2 separate regions of the Homo sapiens genome follow, and region 2 is linked to region 1. A link is an interaction called in ENCODE POLR2A ChIA-PET data of the cell type or tissue named here. Cell type or tissue: OCI-LY7. All regions are shown on one strand. Links, peaks and the distances in the headings refer to the core of each region. The heading gives the core; the rest is flanking DNA. Region 1 overlaps PTPN2 (protein tyrosine phosphatase non-receptor type 2). Region 2 overlaps GNAL (G protein subunit alpha L).

The links. Peaks named below come from ENCODE experiments on the same cell type or tissue, not always from the same donor. Only the 100,000 strongest peaks of a DNase experiment are listed, where the experiment ranks them.
Region 2: POLR2A ChIA-PET joins it to region 1 with 19 read pairs; 1 of 35 experiments calls an interaction of 5 or more read pairs at or near these places.

What each region holds. Positions count from the first base shown.
Region 1 is chr18:12,857,381-12,869,376 of GRCh38, reverse strand. It overlaps PTPN2 (protein tyrosine phosphatase non-receptor type 2), which reads left to right. Exons shown (of 9, transcript NM_002828.4): 2 at 10,123-10,213. Among named protein-coding and RNA genes, the nearest start is that of PTPN2, 21 kb to the left of the region's middle. RefSeq lists enhancers at 8,338-9,001, 11,845-11,974. In OCI-LY7, for the core only: no CTCF peak of the experiment used is centred there; DNase peaks (open chromatin) are centred at 5,966, 6,816, 7,556, 7,966 and 1 weaker place; H3K4me3 peaks cover 2,710 bases; H3K27ac peaks cover 6,412 bases.
Region 2 is chr18:11,722,646-11,734,641 of GRCh38, reverse strand. All of the region lies in intron 1 of GNAL (G protein subunit alpha L), which reads right to left. Among named protein-coding and RNA genes, the nearest start is that of GNAL, 39 kb to the right of the region's middle. RefSeq lists an enhancer at 1,361-1,969. In OCI-LY7, for the core only: a CTCF peak has its summit at 6,185 (motif pointing right); a DNase peak (open chromatin) is centred at 6,191.

The sequences.
Region 1 (11,996 bases), core at 2,762-10,761:
CCAGTCTAAGCAACATAGCAAATAAAAATAAAAAATTAGCCAGGCATGGTGGTGTGCCTGCAGTCCCACCTACTTGGGAGGCTGAGGTGGGGGGATCACTTGAGCCCCTGAAGTCAAAGCTGCAGTGAGCTGTGATCACACCACTGCATTCCAGCCTGAGTGACAAGGCAAGACTTTGTCTCAAAAATATAAGTAAAATAAAATTAAAATTTTACTTGTTTATTTTTTTGAGACGGCGTCTCTCTTTTTCCCAGGCTGGGGTGTAGTGGTGTGTTCTCGGCTCACCGTAACCTCTGCCTCCGGAGTTCAAGCGATTCTCCTGCCTCAGCCTCCCGAGTAGCTGGGATTACAGGTACGTGCCACTATGCCCAGCTAGTTTTTGTACTTTTAGTAGAGACAGGGTTTTGCCATGTTGGCAAGGCTGGTCTCAAACTCCTAATGTCAAGTGATCCGCCTGCCTGGGCCCCGCAAAGTGTTGGGATTACAGGCGTGAGCCACCGCACCCAGCCTTAAAACTTTAAAATTCAGAATATGAGCCTTTGTTTTATAGCTTCACTTGTTAAAACAAATCAGGAGCTGGGTGTGGTAGCTCACGCCTGTAATCCCAGCACTTGGGGAGGCTGAAGCGGGCAGATCACCTGGTCTCAATCTCCCTGAACTCGTGATCCGCCCGCCTCAGCCTCCCAAAGTGCTGGAATTACAAACGTGAGCCACCACGCCCGGCCTGAAGTTTGAAGTTTTTAAAAAGAAAGAGTTGTTAGGCATAATTGTGTAAATAGAGGTAAAAATTGACAGCAAGAAAGGCAGTAGAAAACTATGACAAATGAAGGTGATGGCTCACGCCTGTAATCCCAGCACTTTGGGAGGCCAAGGCGGGCGGATCACCTGAGGTCAGTAGTTCAAGACAAGCCTGGCTAACATGGTGAGACCCTGTCTCTACTAAAAAATACAAAAATTAGCCAGGCATGGTGATGTGCACCTGTTATCCCAGTCACTTGGGAGGCTGAGGCAGGAGAATTCACTTGAACCCGGGAGGCGGAGGTTACAGTGAGCTGAGATGGCGCCACTTCACTCCAGTCTCTCCAGTCAGTCCAGACAGAGTGAGACTCAATCTCAAAAAAAAACAAAAAACAAAAAACAACAACTATGACAAATAAGTGTAATTTCCCAGGACTATTAAGGTCTTGTAATCCCATGCACTGGAAGCTTTTGTTGTTGTTTTCTGATTTATCATTGAAGTGACCAAAGCGCAGTGGTAAGAACAAGCCTTTGTGATTACTTCACACTAGAGAAGGGTCTTTCCCACATATTTGAGACTTAAGGAGTTGATAGTGAACAGTGTAAGCGGCCACACAGGTGTGGGTTAAGAACTGATGTGTGTATTCACTTTCTGTAAAGATGACCAAACATATGTTGTTAGACAAACGAAAAATTCACCCCAAGATCATTGAGGGCATGCAAAATAGTATGAGGTAGAGGCAGCTGTAATTCAGGTGTCCAAATACAAGAGCAGGTGGAGAAAAGAAAAGAAACTGAGAACAGTAAAGAGTTTTTAAAGTTATAACACACAATTGTTAAAATAGAATGTTCAGTACCAAGTAGCAGAGTAGATAATGCAGAACACTGAGGTGGCTTGAGAAAAATCTCTCAGAACTCAGGAAAGAGGTGTGCGAAATGAGCGTTAGGAGAGAGCACTTCCCCAAGTCTGTGATAGAAATTCCTGAAAGGGAACAGAGGAGACTGAAGCGAAACTCTATTAAGCGACAAGGAAGACTCAAATGGAGAAGCTAACCCAGTTCCGATGAAGACTTGGCACATATCTATAATGTATTTTTTTTGAAGTCAGCCAAAAGAAAGTTTAAATTTGAGGTACATCTGAAAGAGTAAGCAATACAGAAAAATCTTGACAACATCTGAGGACAAAAAAAAAAGTACTGATACTGTTGAGTGTGAGGCAAAACCTCACTTTCAGTCTTTCTTGAGAAATATTGGCAAAATATGCCCTTAATACAGGAGTTCCATTTTTATTTCATTTATTTATTTATTTATTTATTTATTGAGACAGGTTCTCACTTTGTCACCCAGGCTGGAGTGCAGTGGTACAGTCACTGCTCACTGCAGCCTTGACCTCCTGGGCTCAAGTGATCCTCCCAGCTTTGCCTCCCAAGTAGCTGGGACTGCAGGCACGCATCACTACGCTTGGCTTTATTTTTATTTATTATGTGTTTATTTTTATTTTTATTTTTTGTAGATACGTGGTTTCACCATGTTGCCCAGGCTGGTCTTGAACTCCTGGCCTCAAATGATCCTCCTGCCTTGGCCCAGAGTGTTTTTGTTTTTTTTTTTTGTTTGTTTGTTTTTTGTTTTTTGGAGACAATCTTGCTCTGTCACCCAGGCTGGAATGCAGTGAGTGGCGCGATCTCGGCTCACTGCAACCACCGCCTTCTGGGTTCAAGCAATTCTCCTGCCTCAGTGTCCCGAGTAGCTGGGACTACAGGTGCCCACCACCATGGCCAGCTAATTTTTTGTATTTTTTAGTAGAGATGGAGTTTCACCATGTTAGCCAGGATGGTCTCGATCTCCTGACCTCGTGATTTGCCTCGGCCTCCCAAAGTGCTGGGATTACAGGCATGAGCCACCACGCCCGGCCGAGATATATTTCACATACCATAAAATTCACCTAAAAGGTACAGTTTAGTGGTTTTTAGTATATTCACAGCTGTGGAACTAAATCTTAATTTCAGAATATTTTCAACACCCCAAGGAGAGACTGGGTACATACAGTTATTCTCCATTCTCACCCACATCCCAACCCCTGACAACCACTAATCTACTTTCTGTCTCCAGATTTCCCTGTCCTGGTCTCATACCATGTGTAGTCTTTTGTATCTGTTTTTTTGTTTTGTTTTGTTTTGTTTTGTTTTGTTTTGTTTTGTTTTTGAGAGGAGTCTGGCTCTGTCGCCTAGGCTGGAGTGCAGTGGTGCAATCTTGGCTCACTGCAAGCCCCGCCTCCTGGGTTCACGCCATTCTCCTGCCTCAGCCTCCCCAGTAGCTGGGACTACAGGCGCCCGCCACCACACCCGGCTAATTTTTTGTATTTTTAGTAGAGATGGGGTTTCACTGTGTTAGCCAGGATGGTCTCGATCTCCTGACCTCGTGATCCACCTGCCTCGGCCTCCCAAAGTGCTAGGGTTACAGGCGTGAGCCACCGCGCCCGGCTGGTTTCTTTAACTTAGCATAATGTTTTAAAGTTTCATCTGTGTTGTATGTATCATTACTTTGTTTCTTCTTCTAAGTTAGTAAGATTCCATTATATAGATATATACCATTTTGTTTATCCATTCACCAGTTGATGGACAAATGATTGTTTTAGCTATTATTAAAAGTGCTACCATGAACATATGTGTCCAAGTTTTTGTGTGAATGTATGTATTCGTTTCTCTTGGGTATGTGCCTTGGAGTAGAATAGCTAGTTCATATGTTAACTCTTTGTTCAGCATTTGTTTTTCTAAAGTGGCTACATCATTTTAACCTTTAGTTTTTTGTTTTTTGGTTTTTTTTTTGGGAGTGGGGTGGGGCTGGAGTGCAGTGGCGTTATCTCGGCTCACTGCAACCTCCGCCTCCTGGGTTCAAGCAATTCTCGTTCCTCAGCCTTCCGAGTAGCTGGGACTACAGACACATGCCATGACGCCCAGCTCACTCTTTTTGCCCAGCTCACTCTTTTTATTTTAGTAGAGACAGGGTTTCACCATGTTGCCCAGGCTGGTCTCAAACTCCTGAGCTCAGGCAATCTGCCCACCTCAGCAGGGTTTCACCGTGTTGACCAGGCTGGTCTCAAACTCTTGACCTCAGGCGATCCACCCACCTCAGCCTTCCAAAGTGCTAGGATTACAGGCATGAGCCACTGTGCCCCGCCTCTCTCTTTTTTTTTTTTTTTTAATAAAGACAGAGTCTTGCTCTGTTGTCCAGGCTGGCATGCAGTGGCGTGATCACGGCTTACTGCAGCTTTGACCTCCTGAGCTCAAGTGATCCTCCCACTTCTGCCTCCCAAGTAGCTGGGACCACAGATGTGTACCACCATGCCTTGCTAATTTTAAAATTTTTTAATAGAGATGGGGGTCTGTCTGTGTTGCCCAGACTGGTCTCAAGTGATTCTCCCACCTCAGCCTCCCAAAGTATTGGGATTGCAGGCATGACTCACAGCGCCTGGCCTCAGTTTCTTTCAAGACCATCCTATAACACCAAGTTAGTTTGAGGATTCTATGAATGTCTGCTTAAAGATATCCTTCTGAATTCTGTGATTCTCTTGAAAGGCTTGTTGCAATGAAAAACAAAGTATAATGATGACTTTATGTGAAGTATACTTTTGGAATTTCTTAAGCAGAAGTCCTGAGACTTTTGAGAGTCCCTGTATTTAAACAGTACCATTTAGGCACAGTTACTGCTTATGAAATGAAGAGTAGCTAGATGAATATAAAAAATCTTACTCTTACATTTCAACCCAGCATTATTTGAACCCAGCAAAATTATTTCTATAGTAGAATCAATTTAGTTCCTTATTTTAAGCCATGCATATATATCTCAAAGCAAATTTCAAGAGGGATTAAATGTTATTATGTGAAAATATTAGGAGGTGAAATAATAGGAGAAAGTAAACACATTGAAAGTAGGTATGTTCAGGCCAGGCGCGGTGGCTTATGCCTGTAATCCCAGCACTTTGGGAGGCTGAGGCGGGCAGATCACGAGGTCAGGAGATCGAGACCATCCTGGCTAACACGGTGAAACCCCGTCTCTACTAAAAATACAAAAAAAAATTAGCCGGGCGTGGTGGCGGGCATTTGTGGTCCCAGCTACTCGGGAGGCTGAGGCAGGAGAATCGATTTAACCCTGGAGGCTGAGGTTGCAGTGAGCCGAGATTGCACCACTGCACCCTAGCCTGGCAACAGAGCAAGACTCTGTCTCAAAAAAAAAAAAGGAAAGTAGGTATGTTTACAATTTAAAATCTTTGGGCATGGAGATAAGCTATAAGGCCATTGATCAGAATGGACCATTTCATAATGTTCCAAAAATTAGACTACTTTGGAAAAAGGTGGTGTGTGGTCTTAATGTAGGCAATGCACATGTGTGTTTAAGTTTCAAATACAGCTAAGGAGCTAAGTGGAATTTTTTTTTTTTTTTTTTACCAAATAGCGTGTATTAATAATAGCTCAGTTCCATTTACTGATTTGTTTTTCCTTTGTTTATGTCATATATTATCTTTCCAAGAGATTGTGAGTTTATGCTACTGCCAATTTGGTATGAGGGCCTGTTTTTAAAAGAGCTGCATGATATTCACTTGGATGTACCACGATTTATTCAACCAGTCTTTTCTTTGTCATTAGACATTTAGTTTATTTAAAGCCTTTCAACATTATAAGTAACTGTGAAAGATATCTTTGTGCTATGAGTTGCCTACATTTTGGATCATTGCCACTAAGAAAGAAATTAACTAGTGACTCAATTATTCCTTGCTTTTTTTGAGCAAAAATCATATTAAAAATAATTAGATTTAAAATTTTTGGTTAAATTATACTTTAAAGCAAAGATCCTTGCCATTTAGATCTAGTTTGGTATTAAATGAGAACGGTGGTTCTCTACTGTGTTGGTGGGGGATATGTTCATGATGGATTTTGCTGTGGAAGGACATTTGGCAATGCCTGGAGAGAGTTTTGGTTGTTACAGATGCAGGGAGGGGTGCCACTGACATCTAATGGGTAGAGGCCAGGGATGCTGCTGCTAAACATCCTGCAATACACAAGACAGTCCCCACTTGCCCCCCCCCCCCCAAAAAAAATTAGCTAGCCTAAAATGTCAGTAGTGCTGAGGCTGAGAAACCTTGGATTAACAGGTTTCACTGCTGATGGGAAACTTTTTTTTTTTTAACAGGGCCTTACTCTGTTGCCCAGGCTAGAGTGCAGTAGCAGGATGCTAGCTCACTGCAGTCTTGAACTCCTGAGTTCAAGCAATCCTCCTGTCTCTGCCTCCCAAGAAGCTGGAACTACACATGCACACCACCATCCCCAGCTAATTAAAAAAATTTTTTGGCAGAGCTGGTGTCTTACTGTGTTGCCCAGGCTGGTCTCAAACTCCTACCCTCAAGTGATCCTTCCAGCTGGGCCTCCCAAAGCACCAGGATTGCAGGTGTGAGCCACTGTGCCCAGAGGAAACATTCGGAATCTGTGATAGAAGGGGAAGGTTTTAGCTCCAGAACACAAGTAGAGCTGGCTTTGCCTTATGTGATAGACCTAGTGAATAGCTCAGCTGTCTGCTTTCCTAATGCCATTTAGACAGATACTGTATATTTTATTGCTTATGCAATGTGCTTATAAAATTGTTTATTTTTGTGTCTTGGGTATTCCTGAAAATGCCTCATCAGTGTCAGATCTAGTTGCTGTTGAGATTTGGTTTTGCTGCGTATATTACAGACCTGATTTAGCTACATGGGAAAGAAAATTAATCAATAGCTGATTTAACAACCAGGAGTTTATGTTTCTCATGTGATATGAATTCTGGAGAGAGACTTAAGGGCTGTTACTGTGGCTTCTTGATGTCACCCATGACTCAATGCTGGTATTTCTGCTTACCTTTCTTAGGAATGTGCATTTTACCTTGCTGTCACAGGATGGCTCCTGCCTGTTCCCACCCCTCACCCCCGGCAGCAAAACCTATGTTCCAGGCAGGCAGCAGTGAGGACAAAGGTACCTGGAGCCAGTCCTCTTTGTCAGCGTTTTCCTGCAGCCCCAACCCAGTGGTTTCTGCTTATTCCCATTGGCCAGACTGTCACAGGACCTTAGAGGCTGGGACAAATAGTTTTCAGCTGGGCTCATTGTGGTCTGAAAACAAAAGCAGTTACCTTTAGTAAGAAAGAAAGGATATTGGGGCTGGGTGCAGTGGCTCACGCCTGTAATTCCAGCACTTTGGGAGGCTGAGGCGGGCGGATCACTTAAGGTCAGGAATTCAAGACCAGCCTGGCCAACATAGTGAAACTCCGTCCCTACTAGAAATACAAAAATTAGCCAGGCATGGTGGCGCATGCCTGTAATCCCAGCTACTCAAGAGGCTGAGACAGGAGAATCTCTTGAACCCGGGAGGTGGAGGTTGCAGTGAGCTGAGATTGCACCACTGCACTCCAGCCTGGGCAACAGAGTAAGACTCTGCCTCAAAAAACAAAAAAAAAAAAAGAAAGAGAAAGAGGATATTGGAATAAACGCTAATATGCACCTTTGGGAGCTGCTTTTTGAAATATTGGTTCTTGTAAGTTCACTGAAATTTTTTTTATAAAGTAGAACAATATTGGAGATTTGAAAGAATGGACTCAATGCAAGAGATCTTATTAGCTGAGAAAATGTATTTATGTTATGAATGTATTTCTTAACCCCAAGAACTTGGCTGTTGTATTGTGTTTTGTAAATTTTAAATCTCCCTACTACTATACTGGGGGCCTTACCCTCTTTTGTATAGTGCACACAAAGAAGTGTGTTTCTCTGGGCTAAAAATAGAAATCTGCACCTGACAGATGGCCTTAAGTGTGGAAAATGGGTGTGTGTGTATCACAGAAGTGGAAGAAGTGGAGGGAGTCCTGCTCTGCCTGTTGTTTTAAGCCTCCCCTCCCTGCAAATCTATATCTTTCCTATACACTAGTAATGGTCAATAGGTTTTTGTTGTTGTTGTTGTTTTAATCCCATTTACAGTAGCGACAAAACTTATCAGGTATCTAAGAATAAACCTTTATTATACATTTATGCTAACCTTTAGCATACCTTTATGAAGAAAACTACAAAATTAATTAAAATATCATGAACGGCAATGCAAATGGGGAGAATAAATAGGGGACAACTTGCCTTCCAGATGCATTGATTACAAAGCTGTAGTAACTAAAATTTGATACTGTCTCAAGGGCAAGCAAATGCTTCTGTGAAGTAGAATGAGGATCTAGAAACAGACTCCTGCGTGTGCTGAAACTTGGTTTATGATAGAGCAGGTGTTACTGATAAATGCAGAAACCAATAAATGGTATTAAGTCAATTAACTTTCCATTTGGAAGGGATAAAATTAAATTTCTCTTCCACGTGCAGGCTAATAACAGTGTCTTATATCTTGCAAAAGTACTTACCAGTCCATTCACTTCCAGAAAAATGGAGAAGTTTCATATTAGAAATTTGTGCATCATGTTTCATAAATAAAAACTTCAGATACTCGGCTGATGGTGTTGGCTCAAACCTGTAATCCTAGCACTTTGGGAGGCTGAGGCAGGTAGATGACTTGAGCCCAGGTGTTCGAGAACAGCCTGGGCAAAAAGTGAGACCCTATGTCTATAAAAACAAATAAACAAAATGGCACCTAACTTTTAAAATGCTTTTTCTTACATGTAATAATGTGAGCAAAAGCATAATTTAATTTTTCCTATTAAAATGCTTTTTTTTTGGTTTCTGTTACATTTCTGTATTTACTTGAATTCTTAGAACACTGTTTCCTGGGAGATCAAACCTGGCCATTCTGGATACATCAGTAGTGAGAGCTTAGTGCGGACATAGCCTTACAGAATGTCTTCTATGTTGAAATGCAGAGAACCCGAAGGCGCCTAGGATGAGCCTCAGGCCTGCTGGTTGTTGCAGTGGCGCAATCTCAGCTCACTGCAGCCTCCGCCTCCTGGGTTTAAGCGATTCTCATGCCTCAGCCTCCTGAGTAGCTGGGATTACAGGCGCTCGTCACCAGGCTTGGCTAATTTTTGTTTTGTTTTGCTTTTTCCGCCTCACTCTGTCACCCAGGCTAGAGTACAGTGGTACGACCTCGGCTCACTGCAACCTCAGCCACCCGGTTTCAAGCGATTCTCCTGCCTCAGCCTCCCGAGTAGCTGGGATTACAGGTGCCTGCCATCGCGCCTGGCTAATTTTTGTAGTTTCAGTAGAGACGAGGTTTCACCATCCTGGCCAGGCTGGTCTTGAACTCCTGACCTCGTGATCCACCCACCTCGGCCTCCCAAAGTGCTGGGATTACAGGCATGAGCCACCGCGCACAGCCTAATTTTTGTATTTTTTTGGGGTTTTTTTTTATAGAGTCTCACTCTGTCGCCCAGACTGGAGTGCAATGGCACGATCTTGGCTCACTGTAACCTCCACCTCCCGGGTTCAAGCAATTCTTCTGCCTCAGCCTCCCGAGTAGCTGGGATTACAGGCACCCATCACCACGCCTAGCTGATTTTTTGTATATTTAGTAGAGACGGGGTTTCGCTTTGTTGGCCAGGTTGGTCTCAAACTCCTGACCTCAGGTGATTCCCCGCCTCGGCCTCCCAAAGCGCTGGTATTACAGGTGTGAGCCACCACACCTGGCCAAATTTTTGTATTTTTAATAGAGCTGGGTTTTCACAATGTTGGCCAGGCTCGTCTCAAACTCCTGACCTCAGGGAATCCGCCTGCCTCGGCCTCCCAAAGTGTTGGGATTACAGGCGTTAGCCACTGCGCCAGGCTTGTTGCTGAACATTTATGGCTCTAGAAATAATTTTTTTTTTAAGGAGAAGTAATGACAAACATGATAGAAATAAAATTTGAGGATATTTCTGGGTTCAAAATAAAGTAACAGTTAAATAGCGTGAACATGAAGAAATAAATATTTTCAGGTAGAAACTCCAAAATTTAGGTAGATGCTGTGAGTTTTAGTCAGAATTTGAATATGATGTGGCTGACCATAGATACCTCCATTGCATTAATTCTGCTTCATAAAGTGTTTGATGCTTGCTTGTAGGTGTTGAATAGAGCCTAATTAGCAGTAAGTAAACAGATCTAGAGCACAGACTTTGGCATCTGAAGGACCTTGGTTCAATGCTGGGACTGCCACTTACTAGCTATGGGATCTTTGGTGGATTTTTAACCTTTGAAAGCCTTTCATCCCTCACAGATATAATGGGGAAGAAAATCGTTTCCATTAGTATTGTGAGGATTAAATGATTAATTGATGTAAACAATGTGCTTTCCATAGTACTTGGCATATCATAAGTGCTTCATGTTATTTTACGCTGGCTGGGAAGATAAGTTTTGCTGTGGAGAATTTAAGAGGGATATTAAAATATATTTTTGTTATTTTAAGGAAATTCGAAATGAGTCCCATGACTATCCTCATAGAGTGGCCAAGTTTCCAGAAAACAGAAATCGAAACAGATACAGAGATGTAAGCCCATGTAAGTACTTGTGGGTTTGTGTGCATGTGTATTTTTTGGTTTGTTTTAGGAGGCAGGATGTAGTGAAAAGGAGGGCTTGGGGTCAGTGTTGATAAATACAGTAATTTTTTTCCTATTTACGTAAGACACGTTCTTTAAGAATTTAAAGGTGTAGAATAGTGGAAGGAAAAATAATTACCCATAATTATTTCATCCTTCAAACATAGGCACCATTATTTTGGTGTATTTCCCACAACCTGTTTTTCTTATGCACAGTTTTCCTTTCTTTAAAATAATTGTAATTATAGATGTCTATATAATATCCATATGTATTTCCTTTTCATATCATTCCATCCCCTTTGTAAGTTTTGCTTAAAATAGTTATTGGTGTAGTTTGGTTTTTTTCCTTCCCCAAGTTATAAGAGTAGTATGTACTCGCTGTAGAAAACTTAGAAAACAGAGAAGAGTATAAGGAACAAACTTATTTAAAAATAAATAATAACTTGGGTTTATATTCTTTGGAGTTTTTAAAAATAAACATGTACTTTAAACGGAAAATTAGAATCTTGCCACATACTCATTTGTAGCTCTTTTCTTAGCAGTACATTGTAAACTTTTTTTTATTATAAACAATTTTTAATTGCTTTGACAGTGGCTTTGGATATACCACTCTTTTGCATAAGTTCCCTGTTGTTGGACATTTAGATTATGATGTATACACACACAGACGCACACAATTGTGTGAACAATTATAATACTAGAGTTCTTTGGTGTATTCATCATCATGCGGTGATTTTATTTTTTGTTCTGATTCATGCAGCTTATTCAGATATTAAATTGGGCCTCCTTCGTGCTTCAGCATATTTCCCTATGTTTGACTTTAGTGGGCTAAACATAGGTTTTCTCTTTAGGGCTCCCTGTTGGTAGGGACTTGAAAAACAGTATCAGATTGATCACATTCTGGTTTTTGCTTGTTACTGATTGTTCGCCTGTTGACTAGGGTATGGTGCTGCCTGCTAAGATCTCCTGTGTAGGTTGAACCATTTCACTGTTCAAGGACACAGACTGTATACCTTTATATACATTGTAGTCATTGGTTATAGATAAGATATTTAGGGTCTGGATGTACCACTGAAAAATCCATCAGTTACTGGAAAAAAATCCTTATTTTTATTCTTACATGAATAGAATGTTTTTCTTATGTTGACCAAATACATTTCCAAGAAGGGTGTATTGGCTGATTTTGGGCAAATCAAATGAGAAGCAGTCTCTGAAAATCTTTCATGTTTGTTATAAATTACTATTAAATACTATGTTTCTCTTAATGCTTTTTTCTTTACTACCAGTTAGAAGTGTTCTTAAAGACAAGTAGCTAGAAGAGTGGTTTTCCATTTTCTTCAGTTGCAGCACACTTGAAGATTTGACCCACTTCCTCTGAAACAGGTGGCTCATCACGGTGGCAGTTCCAGTGTGGGTGTGCGTTCAGGGAATAGCGGGTGTGGGCAGTAATTCTGATACTTAGGTGCCCTTCCCCTGCCTCCAAATCTCTGATTGAGAATCACTGAGCTACAGAGAATAATTCTCTAATGTTACCATGAGTTTTGAAGACAGTATTTTCCAGTTGTACACCTTGCTTTGATGCCTTTAATTTTTTAAAAACTTTTGATTTTGAAAATTGTAGATTTGGATGCAGTTGAGAAATAATACAGAAAGATCGAGTATACCCCTCACCTAGTTTCCCCCAGTGGTAACATCTTGCATAACTACAGTCCAATATCACACCTGGGAACCTGAAACAATACAG
Region 2 (11,996 bases), core at 1,535-9,534, 1.1 Mb after region 1:
GATCTTTAGAGTCCTAGGCGAGCCTATGAAACTCCCATGCTATCTAGAATGCAAGCTATTGCTAATCTCTCAGAAATTGCTGCTCTCCAAGGACATATCATTTAAGCCACACAGCCATGCTCCAGCCCTCAGAGCCCAGACATGATTGCCTCCACTGAATCCATTCTATGTGATTTGATCCTGTCCTGTAAAGAAAATCTACACCCGGCGCGGTGGGTCACGCCTGTAATCCCAGAACTCTGGAAGGCCAAGGCGGGTGGATCACGAGGTCAAGGGATCGAAACCATCCTGGCCAACATGATGAAACCCCGTCTCTACTAAAAATACAAAAATTAGCTGGGCGTGGTGGTGCACGCCTGTAGTCCTGGCTACTCAGGAGGCTGAGGCAGGAGAATCGCTTGAACTGGGAGGCGGAGGTTGCAGTGAGCTGAGATCGCGCCACTGCACTCCAGTCTGGTGACAGAGCGAGGCTGTCTCAAAAAAAAAAAAAAAAGAAAAAGAAAAAGAAAAGCTTATTGCTCTTCCCTAACCCCCAGTTCCATCGAGAAACCACCGAGCCTCTGGAAAGATGGTTTCATCTGAACTAAGAGCTGTTTCAAAAAGGATGAGGCCACCCCACATCTTCATCCCTTCTGGTGAGGCTGGGGGCCTCCTCCAGGAGAGAAATGATGGCGCAGTTCTACAGAACGGACACAGGACCTGTCCAGGAATGTGCAGAATGACACGCACACACAAGTTCTGGGCTTGGACTTTTTTTTTTTTTTTTTTTCAGTGATAGACATAGGGGATACAAGTGCAGTTTTGTTGCATGGCTATAGAGCATAGTGTAGGCATCACTTGAAGAGCGTACACTGTACCCAGTAAGTAATCGTCCCTCCCTCCCTCACATCCTGCCTCTCTAATGTCTGTTCTTCCACTCCTGTGTCCGCGTGCACACATTGTTTCACTCTCACTTATGAGAACATGTGGCATTTGACTTCTATTTCTGAGTTATTTCACTTAGAGAATTACCCTCAAGAAGACATGATTTTACTCTTTTTACAGCTGAATAGTATTCCATAGTGTATAAGTACCACATTTGCTTTATCCAGTCATCCGTTGATGGACTTGGAATGTTTTTTAAGACAGAAAAAACATCTCCAAAAGATGAAAATGAGAACACACCAGTGAGAGGCTGGGACCTTGCTGCCGTTTAGCTCCAGCTCTGGAGAACTGGCTGTGTCCAGCAAGCCCCCCAGCCTCACTGGCCTCACTCCCCAGTTTCGCTTCTGCTCTCCGCCACCTGGGTACAGCATTCAGCAGGCAGAGCAGTTTAAAGGGTGAGCAGAGGGAAACAGCTCACCCTTTTATATAGCAGGAGCTTCACACATGACAGCTGTCCCTCAGACACAGCACGAGAGGCCCACACCTCCAAGTCCCCAGTCGACGGCTCCCCGCGCCCGGGCGCAGCTTGGTGCATTGCAGGAGCCTTTCCCTCGCCAGCGCCCCTGTGCCACAGCGCCACCAGGCGGCCGTTCGAGAAACAACCCGACTCTGAGCACAGATCAGAGTCTTCTCTTCACATGTCCAGGTGTCCACAGCGGACCAGACAACACTACTTCCTTCCAAGCAAGTTTTATTTCTTCTTTCCTTGCTGTCTGCAATTTCTGACAAATCAGTTAATCACTGCCCAGAAAGCTCTTACTTCATGAATACATAACTGTAGGCATCCCTATACCCACTCCTGTGTTCCCGCCTTTCTATTTTTGCTGTTTCCCTCTTCGTGAATTTCCCTGTGCTTCTGCTTATGTGATTGCTGTAGCTAACTTACTGTGCTTCTCATCAGTTACTGGGTTCTGCTGATTTAACATTTACATTGACAAAACAATGTTTCAAAGCATATTAACATTTTCTTTTGAACACTCCGTCTATCCCTCCTCCATTTGTAAATGTTGGGAAGATCCATATTTAGAACCATGTAGTTAAAACTTGTTAGCACTGAATATTGCTAACATACAACACAATTGAAATGATAAAATCGGGGCAAAACTTGACACTATTCCTTTTTGAACAGATACCCATGGGTGAGGACAGACTAAATGTAGAGTTACGTGTGCTTGAGAACAAATGAGAAAAAATGACAAATAACCCAATTAAAATAGGAACAAAGGATTTGAACAGACATTTCTCTAAAGAAGATATACAAATAACCAATTTGCATAAGAAATGATACTCAACATTATTAATTAAGGAACTGCAAATCAAAAGCACAGTGAATAACATCTCACATCCACTAGGATGGCTACAATAAAAAAGACAGTAACGAGTGTCGGTGAGATGTGGAAAAATTAGAACCCTTCATACACTGCTGGTGGGAAAGTAAAATGATGCAGCCACATTGGAAAACTGTTTACGTTTTTCTTAAAAAGTTGAACATACAGTTACCACATGACCCAGCAATTCCAATTCTTGGTAATACCCAAGAGAAATAAGCATATATTTAGACAAAAACCTGTACACAAATGTCCATAGCAGCATTATTCATGAAAGCACAGAAGCAGAAACACGCAAATGTCCACCAATGATAAATAGACAAAATATGGTATACCTATATGATGGAATATTGTTCAACCACAAAAAGGAATGAAGTAGAGATGTATGTTACACATAGATAAAAACATTATGCTAAGAAAAAGAAGCTAGTCACAAAAGACCACATATTATAAGATTATTTATGTCAAATGTCCAGAATAGGCAAATCTGCAAAGAGAGAAAATAGACTAATGGTTGTTGGGAGGAAGAGCAGGAGGGGAAACGGGGAGTGACTGCTAGTGGGTCCAGGGCTTCTTTGCAGAATGATGAAAACATTCGGGAATTAGATATTCCAGTCCTTCAGCAGTGGGCTCCCAAGGACGGTGGTGATGGTTCCACGGCCTTGTGAATATGCTAAACACACTGAATTGTACAATTTTAAGAGGTGTGAATTCATGATATGTGAGTTATTTCTGCACTAGGGGAAATAAAAAAACAAATGGCAATCTTTCTGGATTGGAATTCAATTGCGCAGTGGGATTTCTACGTTCTTTCTTCTGTTTTGTCAAGGACTATATTCGACCTATCGTAAACTAAAAATAAAATCCTAAGGCCCCCCACTGACTGAATGAAGCTTCTTGGCCAAGGGTAACCTCAGAAAAACCTTAAAAACTGAATTCCCAGTCGGGCACGGTGGCTCACGCCTGTAATCCCAGCACTTTGGGAGGCCAAGGCGGGTGGATCACCTGAGGTCAGGAGTTGGAGAACCAGCCTGGCCAACATGGAGAAACCCCGTCTCTACTAAAAATACAAAAATTAGCTGGGCATAGTGGCGTGGGCCTGTAATCCCAGCTACTCCGGAGGCTGAGACACGATAATCGCTTGAACCCAGGAGGCGGAGGTTTCAGTGAGCTGAGATCACAGCACTGCACTCCAGCTTGGGCAACAGAGTGAGACTCCGTCTCAAAAACAACAACAACAACAAAAACTGAATTCCTGGCCATGATGGTAAGGGAAGTCAGACACACCTCATACCCCATTCTTTTTGGAGTTTAGGCACAAATGACTGGAATTAACATTAAAACAGAGATCATCAGTCTAATGCAATAGATTCTGTGTGGCAATAAGACACCAGATTATAAACAGGACCCAAGGCCATGCTAGGCAAGGGTTAAGTCACATGCTGCAAACTATGAAAGCTTGCTAAAGGTTTTTGTTTGTTTGTTTTTAATTAACTCGATATGACATGGCTTACTTTCCAATTTGACTCTGGTATAGTATCACATGACAGATAGCCGACCCCCTTAACTTAAGCATCCTTTGTACTGACTTCAAGTCTTTATTTTATTTTATTTTTTTTCCTTTTTGAGATGGAGTCTCACTCTGTTACCCAGGCTGGGGTGCAGTGACGCGATCTCAGGTCACTGTAACCTCCACCTCCTGTGTTTGAGAGATTTTCCTGCTTCAGCCTCCTTAGTAGCTGGGACTACAGGTGCATGCCACCATGCCTGGCTAATTTTTGTATTTTTAGTAGAGATGGGGTTTCACCATGTTGGCCAGGCTGGTCTCGAACTCCTGACCTCAGGTGATCCACCTGCGTTGGCCTCCCAAAGTGCTGGGATTACAGGCGTGAGCCACTGTGCCCAGCAAGTCTTTAGAAAAACTTAACTTGGCCAGGTATGGTGGCTCACACCTGTGATCCCGGCATTTTGGGAGGCCGAGGCAGGCAGATTACCTGAGATCAGGAGTTCGAGACCAGCGTGGCCAACGTGGGGAAACCCCCATCTCTACTAAAACTACAAAAATTAGCTGGGCGTGGTGCCGGCACCTGTAATCCCAGCTACTCAGGAGGCTGAGGCAGAAGAATCGCTTGAACCTGGGAGGTGGAGGCTGCAGTGAGCTGAGATCGTGCCACTGCACTCCAGCTTGGGTGACAGAGGGATACTCTGCCTCAAAAAAAAAAAAAAAAAGTGGGAGGCTGAGGCAGGAGAATGTTGTGAACCTGGGAGGCAGAGCTTGCAGTGAGCCGAGATAGCGCCACTGCAGTTCGGCCTGGGCGAAAGAGCGAGACTCTGTCTCAAAAAAAAAAGAAAAGAAAAGAAAAGAAAAACTTAACTCTTTCAACCCATTGCCAACTAAATAAAGAATCCCTAAAACCCACCTATGACTTGTAAGCCTCTGCTTCCAGATGTCTCGCCTTTTTGGGCCAAATTAATGTAGAATTTCCATGTGTTGCTTTATGATTTTACCTGCAACTCCAGTCTCCCTAATGTGTAAAATCAAGCTGTAACCCAACTGCCTCGGGGCGACTTAATCAAGGCTTCCTGGGTTTGTGTTTTCTGCCAGCCGCGAGCAGCCACATTGGCTCAGAATAAACCTCTTTATTAATAAAATATTTTACAAGGTTTGGTTTTCCTGTTTACAGCATTTTATGCCAGATTCTGCTGGGTGGTGTGGAGGATACAGAAATGAATCAGAATGGATATGGCTCGCACAGAATATATAATCTGCTAATGCATTTAAGTGAAACTTACAAATATCTACAATAAAAGGTAATGAGTATTATGAAGGAAGTACATAATAAAACGAGTGGAAACTTAAGGAAGAGCACTTCCAACACAGAGGGTCAGAAAATGTTTCAAAGAGGAGGTAACACTTGTAATCGACCGTTAAATCTGGAGAGGATCTGGCTACTTAGGAGTGTGGGAGAGGGATTCCAAGGGCAGAGGAAGCCGGGGAAGCTCTGGAATTGGTGAGCAGAGAGCATCCTCCAGCTGGTTCACTGTGCTTAGGGAAGGCAGAGTGGGCAAAAGAGTGAAAACCCACACAGGTGGGGCAAGAGGAGCGCTAAGACCACTGCTCCATAGGCAGGAAGCATGTTTTCCTTCTAACCGCTCAGGAAAAAAATGTCCCCTTTCTCTTTGATGGAAGATGTTGTACCCAACACATCTATGAACCTATGATCTCACAGTCTTCATATTCTAAATGTTCAGTTCCAGGATTTTAGAAATCTGGGTTAACTATCTCGTTTGCGGCCAAATACCAAATCATCAATAAAAACACCAAAGAGCAAATCAAAAATATGATGCTGGAGATCCCTTCCCCACCCAAATGGCTCTGATGTTTCTTGGAGACTTTATCTACTAACCAGTACTAACTCGTCCATCCCATCCCAGTGTGTTTAAACTCTCAGAGCTTTGAGTGATTTCTCCCAAGAGGAGTCAGCCTTTCATCAGCAGGCTCCCAAGGAAACAATTTGTTTTCAAAATGTATAAATGTCTTTTGCTTGCAATATTGATTTGTATTACACAATATAAAACTCATCGTCTAAGACAGGAATCCAGGAATATTACATTTTCTTACAGAGATGTAGCAAATATCTGTATTTCTGTCTGTATCATCACTGTAAGAAAATAAAAGAACAATGTGAAGGAATCAATGTCTGTGCAAAGACTGAGGGTGAAATGAAGTTCAGAAATAATTGTAGAAACTATTAAGCAGATTTATCTTAAAAAGAAACTTTGAGGTTTGGGACAAGAACAAACACCTGTTAGAAACAATTCTAAGCTCCCGCCTGAGTTGTCCAACTCAGAATTGCAATGAGCCCCCAGAGCCTCTCTCCACTGTGCTGCTGAGACTTGATGAAGGTGGAGCTCCTGGAAGCAAGTGTAAAAATGCAGCCAGAAGAGGGCAGAATCAAGACAGGGGAGAGAGCTTACATGACACTGGCTGTGAGAGCAGGTGGACTTCCAAAAGTAAATAACTTTTGCCTGAAGAATGTGAGTCCTTTTAAATCATCAGGCTCAGAGAGACATTAAAATGAGACAACAATCATGCCTTACTCCCCCCACCCCACCCCCTGCTTGCACTACCATTTTGAGCTATGTATTCATCTTTTGTTGCTGTTGTTAATTAAAGACATAGGGTCTTACTCTGTTACCCAGGCTGGAGTGGAGTGGTGTGATCACAGCGCACTGTGGCCTCAATCTCCTGGGCTCAAGGGATCCTCCTGAGTAGCTGGGACCACAGGCACAGATCACCACACCCAGCTAATTTTTTGATTTTTTATAGAGACAAACTCTGCCTATGTTGCCCAGGCTGGTCTCGAACTCCTGGCCTCAAGTGATCTTCCTGCCTCAGCATCCCAGATTGTTGGGGTTATAGGCACGAGCCATCATGCCAGCCTGTATTCATCTCTTAAAACTGCCTTCTGTTGCCACAAATAGCTATAAATTAACTTAACAATGCCACACTGGACACCATAGCCCACACTCCATAGGTTAAAATGTATAGCCAGTTACTAATCAATGTTACTTCTGTAAACGAATGAAAATTCCTGACAAATAATTTTGTATCAGACTACTCTCTTTCCCCACTTTTTGCCTTTAAAACCCTGATTACCTGAGTCAAAAAAACTCCTCCTCTCTACCTTACACTTGTTTGAGTTAGAATTCTACCATTTACAATGGAAAAGGGTCTGGATTAAAACAAGAGATGTACAATATCCTTATACAATTGGCTCAATAAATGCCTCCACATCCGACATTCTGCCTTTGAGTTTCAGGCTTATCATTTCCGTTTGGGGTCCCGGTTTAGGCAGAAGATGAGGGGAGCAGAAGCTGCAGCCCATCCGTTACTGGAACAGCTAGGACCACAGGTGGGCACCACCATGCCCAGGAAATTTTTTATTTTTTGTAGAGAGGGGTCTCTTGCCCAGGTTGGTCTCAAACTCCAGGGCTCACATTTATTTGAAAAGGTAGCTGGTAGATAAAGAAATAAAAAGACGGCCCAGGGACAGGGTCTGGGGCTGCTACCCCACAAGGCAGGTGGGAAAGTGTGGGGACTCCCAGGCTTGGGATGCCTGACACCCTGCGGCTCCGCCCAGATGGAGAGCAGCAGAGAAGCTGGCAGAGAGGGTGCGCAGGGAAGCTGCTGAGCCTAGGGAAGGGCCTTGCAGGGCTGGGCAGGGTGGTAGTGGGGACCCAGTGAGAGCAGAGGGCACAGGGTGTAAGCAGGGAAGGGCCCACACTGAACAGCAAGGAGGGAGGGGCACCCAGCGCGGACTAGGGCTGGGGGTGTGGAGGACGCACACAGAGGCTGCTACTGAGGACCCCAAGCAGCCTGGTTCCTGGTGTCACTAAAGAAAGCTTTGCTGGCTGATCTCAAATGTTTTCTAACCTTAAGAAAAAAAAAAAAGACTACTTTTCCTTACAACCTGTCCCATTCTGTCCAACCAGCACAGGCTTGATTTTATGTCTTAAACACTGGGGTTTTGGCTAGGATTCATTTTGATTATTTTAAAACAAACAATGAAGGCAGTGTGATTTTGTTGTGGAACTTAACACTACCTGTCTGTTTTTGATGGTGAATCTCATGCTTTGACTCATGGTTACGTAATTCTATTAGGACATGGTTGATTCAGGCATGGGAGGGTATTAACAGAGCAACAGCAGCTCCATGCTGAAAGCCTACCCCAGAGACAGAAAGGGAAAGAAGGACCCACCGTCCAGGAAGGAAGTGCCCACTGGCACAGTGGATCAGAAGATCCCAGGATAAACATGGAGAAGAAACCCCAGGGCGCGAGGAGGTGCCCCAGAGAGGGGCAGAGGCCTGGGAGCTCAGAGACAGCTTCTCCTGCTCACTGAATTCTGCGGTCCACTTCGATTTACTTATATTCATCAGTGTTCACAGCACAGAGATTTGCACAAATGGTTATTAATAAGCAGTGGCATTTGCTGTTTAAATCAGAAATGACAATAGAGAATCCAAGAAATCTAGGTTCCTAAGAATCCTAAAAGAGGAAGAAGATAAAGTGGAAATGGTGAATTATTGTTCACCAAGGCCTATTAAATTCTTAACAGAGGCCAACTCTGGCTAATTTAGTCAGAAAAGGAATGTGCTAAAGGGAAAGTCAACAGCCAACACAATATTGAAGAAGAATGAAGTCAGAGGACTGACACTACATGATTTCAAGACTCACTATAACATAAAGCTACAGTGATCTGGTGCAACAACAGACATGCAGATCAATGGAAGAGACAGCCCAGAAATAGACTCACAGAAATACAGTCAACTGATCTTTGACAAAGGAGGAAACACAAGTCAGTGGAGAAAGGATAGTCTTTTCAAAAGATGGTGCTGGGACCGAACGGTCACAGGCAAGGTGGCTAAGACTGAAAACACCAACACCACCAAATGCTGGTGAGGATGTGGAGGAACAGGAACTCTCATTCATTGCTGGTGGGAATGCAAAATGTTACAGCTGCTTTAAAAGACAATTTGGTAGTTTCCTGCAAAGCTAAATATACTCTTACCACATGATCCAGCAATCACACTCCTTGGTATTTACCCAAATGAGTTGAGAACTTACATCCACACAAAAACCTGCACACGAATGCTCACAGCAGCTTTACTCACGATTGCCAAAACTTGGAGGCAACCAAGATGTCCAACAGGTGAATGAATAAACAAACTACTATTTGATGATGAAAAGAAATGAACTATCACACCATGAAAAGACATGGAGCCACCTTAAATGCATTTTACTAAGTGAAAGAAGTCTGAAAAGGCTACATACTATATGATTCCAACAATACAACATTCTGGAAAAGCCAAAAGGATGATATATTCGTTTACTAGAGCTGCCATAATAAAGCATCACAGACTGGGTGGCTTAAACAACAGAAATTTATTTTCTCACAATTTTGGAGCTTAGAAGTTCAAGGCCAGGGTGTCAGCAGAGTTAGTCTCTTCTGAGGTCTCTTTCCCTGGCTTGCGGATGGCGTCCTCTCCCTGGGTCTTCACATGGTCTTACCTCCGTGCCTGTCTGTGTCCTAATCTCCTCTTCTTATAAGGACAACAGGCATACTGGATTAGGGTCCATCCTAATCTCATTTTATCCTAATTACCCTTTAAATCCCCAATCTCCAAATGCAGTCACATTCTGAGAGGCTGCGGGTTAGGACTTCAATATATGATTTTGTGGGAGGCAGCCCCTAACATTTGGGTGTGTGACTCCGGCTCATTAATTTAGTGATCCAAAAAGCTGCTAGTTTTGAGTGGTGCCCAGAACAAGGGAAGGCTCTGCAACAGGTCCAGGCTGCTGTGCAAGCTGCTCTCCCCTTCGGGCCATATGACCCAGCAGACCCCATGGTGCTCGAGGTGTCAGAGGCAGATGGAGATGCTGTTTGGAGCCTTTGGCAGGCCCCGACAAGCAAACTGCAGCACAAGTCTCTAGGATTTTGGAGCAAGGCACTACCATTCTCTGGGGATAAGGACTTTCCTTTTAAGAAACAACCCTTGGCCTGCTCCTGGGCCTTGGTAGATGCTGAATGCTTGACTACAGGCCACTGAGTTACCACAGGACCTGTGCTGGGGGTTGACACTATAACATCAGGCGTGCACAGCAGCACTCCATCATCAAATGGAAGTGGCTAGTCGTGACTGGGCCTGAGCAGGCCCCGAAGGCACCAGGAAGTTATATGCAGAAGTGGCCCAAATTCCTGTGGTCCCCACTCCTGCTATCATACCTTTGGTCCCCTGCCTGCACCTACAGCCTCACTGGAAGTTCCCTACGATCGGTCGACAGAGGAAAAGAAGACTCAGGTCGTGTGTGTGGATGGTTCTGCATGATTTGCAAGCACCCCCAATAAGAGAACAGCTACAGCACTGCACCGTCTTTCTGGGACGTTGCTGAAGAGCAGTGGGGAAGGGACATCCTTTTAGCCGGCAGAACTATGAGAAAGTCCACTTCTGTTGTATAAGCCACGCAGCCTGTGGTGCTCTATCAGGGCAGTCCTAGGAAGTGAATACATATTATACTAACACACATTGCTCAGTGAAAGAAGCCAGCCTGAAAACGCTGCCCCCGTAAGTTTCCTGAGGTCCCCCCCAGAGGCTGAGCAGATGCCAGCATCATGCTTTCTGTACAGCTTGTGGAACTGTGAGCCAATTAAACCTCTTTTCTTTATAAGTTTCCCAGTCTCAGGCATTTCTTTCCAGCAATGCAAGAACAGACTAATGCAGGCTTCTAACCTAAGGACGGGTAAGATAATAAATTTGGTTGCTGTTTCAAGCCACTAAGTTTGCTGTAATTCAAGACAGCAGCAAGAGGAAATGACTATAATAGGCTCTCAGCTGTTTTCCACTCTCTCCTAGAGGGTACGACCCCCTTTCAAAGACCAGTTCCTTCTCATCCCAAGCCAAGCCTGCCTTTCATGCTCAGAAGAGAAGGGAATTCTTTTTGTGTACAAAAGGGTCTGTGCAGAGTGGGGGAGAGGTGCCACACTCCCATTAGGTCCACTCCTGTACTGTGCCACCCACTAGGAGGGACAGGCTGTGTCAGGAAAGAGGGGAGTGACTCCCAGGGCCCGAGGACAGAAGAAAGGGGAGTGGGACCTCCAAGGACACTCAGATATCACGGGAGGGGGCTGGGCTTCCTGCAGGGCCCCACCTCCCTTTCTGGGGTATTAATGCAAAGGGCTGGAGCACTTCAGGGTGCCTGGATGACACCACCTTTGTGTGTGAAGGACCTGCTGAGGTTCCTGTATGTATTTGATAAGTATCTGAATAGCACTATGTGCCTCTTTCATAGTAATAAATGGGGGTAGTTATCGTTCTTGATAAAATGACCTTTTAGAATGAATATCTTGTTCATATGCTTGGGGTTGTCTATAGAGTCTAGACCAGGGATTAGCAAACCAAGGCCTGTGGGCTAAATCTGTCTTGCTGCCTGTTTTTGTATGAGCTAAGAATGATTTTTACATTTTTTAAATGGTTGCAAAATAACAAAAAGAGGATGATTTCATGACATGTGAGAACTATACGAAATTCAAATGTGTTTGTAAAGTTTTATTGGAACACAGCCACACTCCTCCATTTATGTATTGTGGCCTTGGCCTGTTTTCATGTTGTACAGACTACAACGTTTTATTTTTTTATTTTTTTCAAGACAGAGTCTCACTCTGTCACCCAGGCTGGAGTGCAGTGGCACGATCTTGGCTCACTGCAACCTCTGCCTCCTAGGTTCAAGTGATTCTCCTGCCTTAGCCTCTGGAGTAGCTGGGATTACAGGCATGTGCCACCACGCCAGGCTAATTTTTTTTTTTTTTTTTTTTTTTGAGATGAAGTTTCGCTCTTGTTGCCCAGGCTGGAGTGCAATAGCGCGATCTTGGCTCACTGCAACCTCCGCCTCCCAGGTTCAAGTGATTCTCCTGCCTCAGCCTCTCGAGTAGCTGGGATTATAGGCATGCGCCACCACGCCCAGCTAATTTTGTATTTTTAATAGAGACAGGGTTTCTCCATGTTGGTCAGGCTGGTCTCAAACTCCTGACCTCAGGTGATCCACCTGCCTCGGCCTCCCAAAGTGCTGGGATTACAGGCCTGAGCCACCATGCCCTGCCCAATTTTTGTATTTTCAGTTAGAGATGGGGTTTCATCATGTTGGGTAGGCTGGTCTCGAACTCACTCCTGACATCAGGTGATCT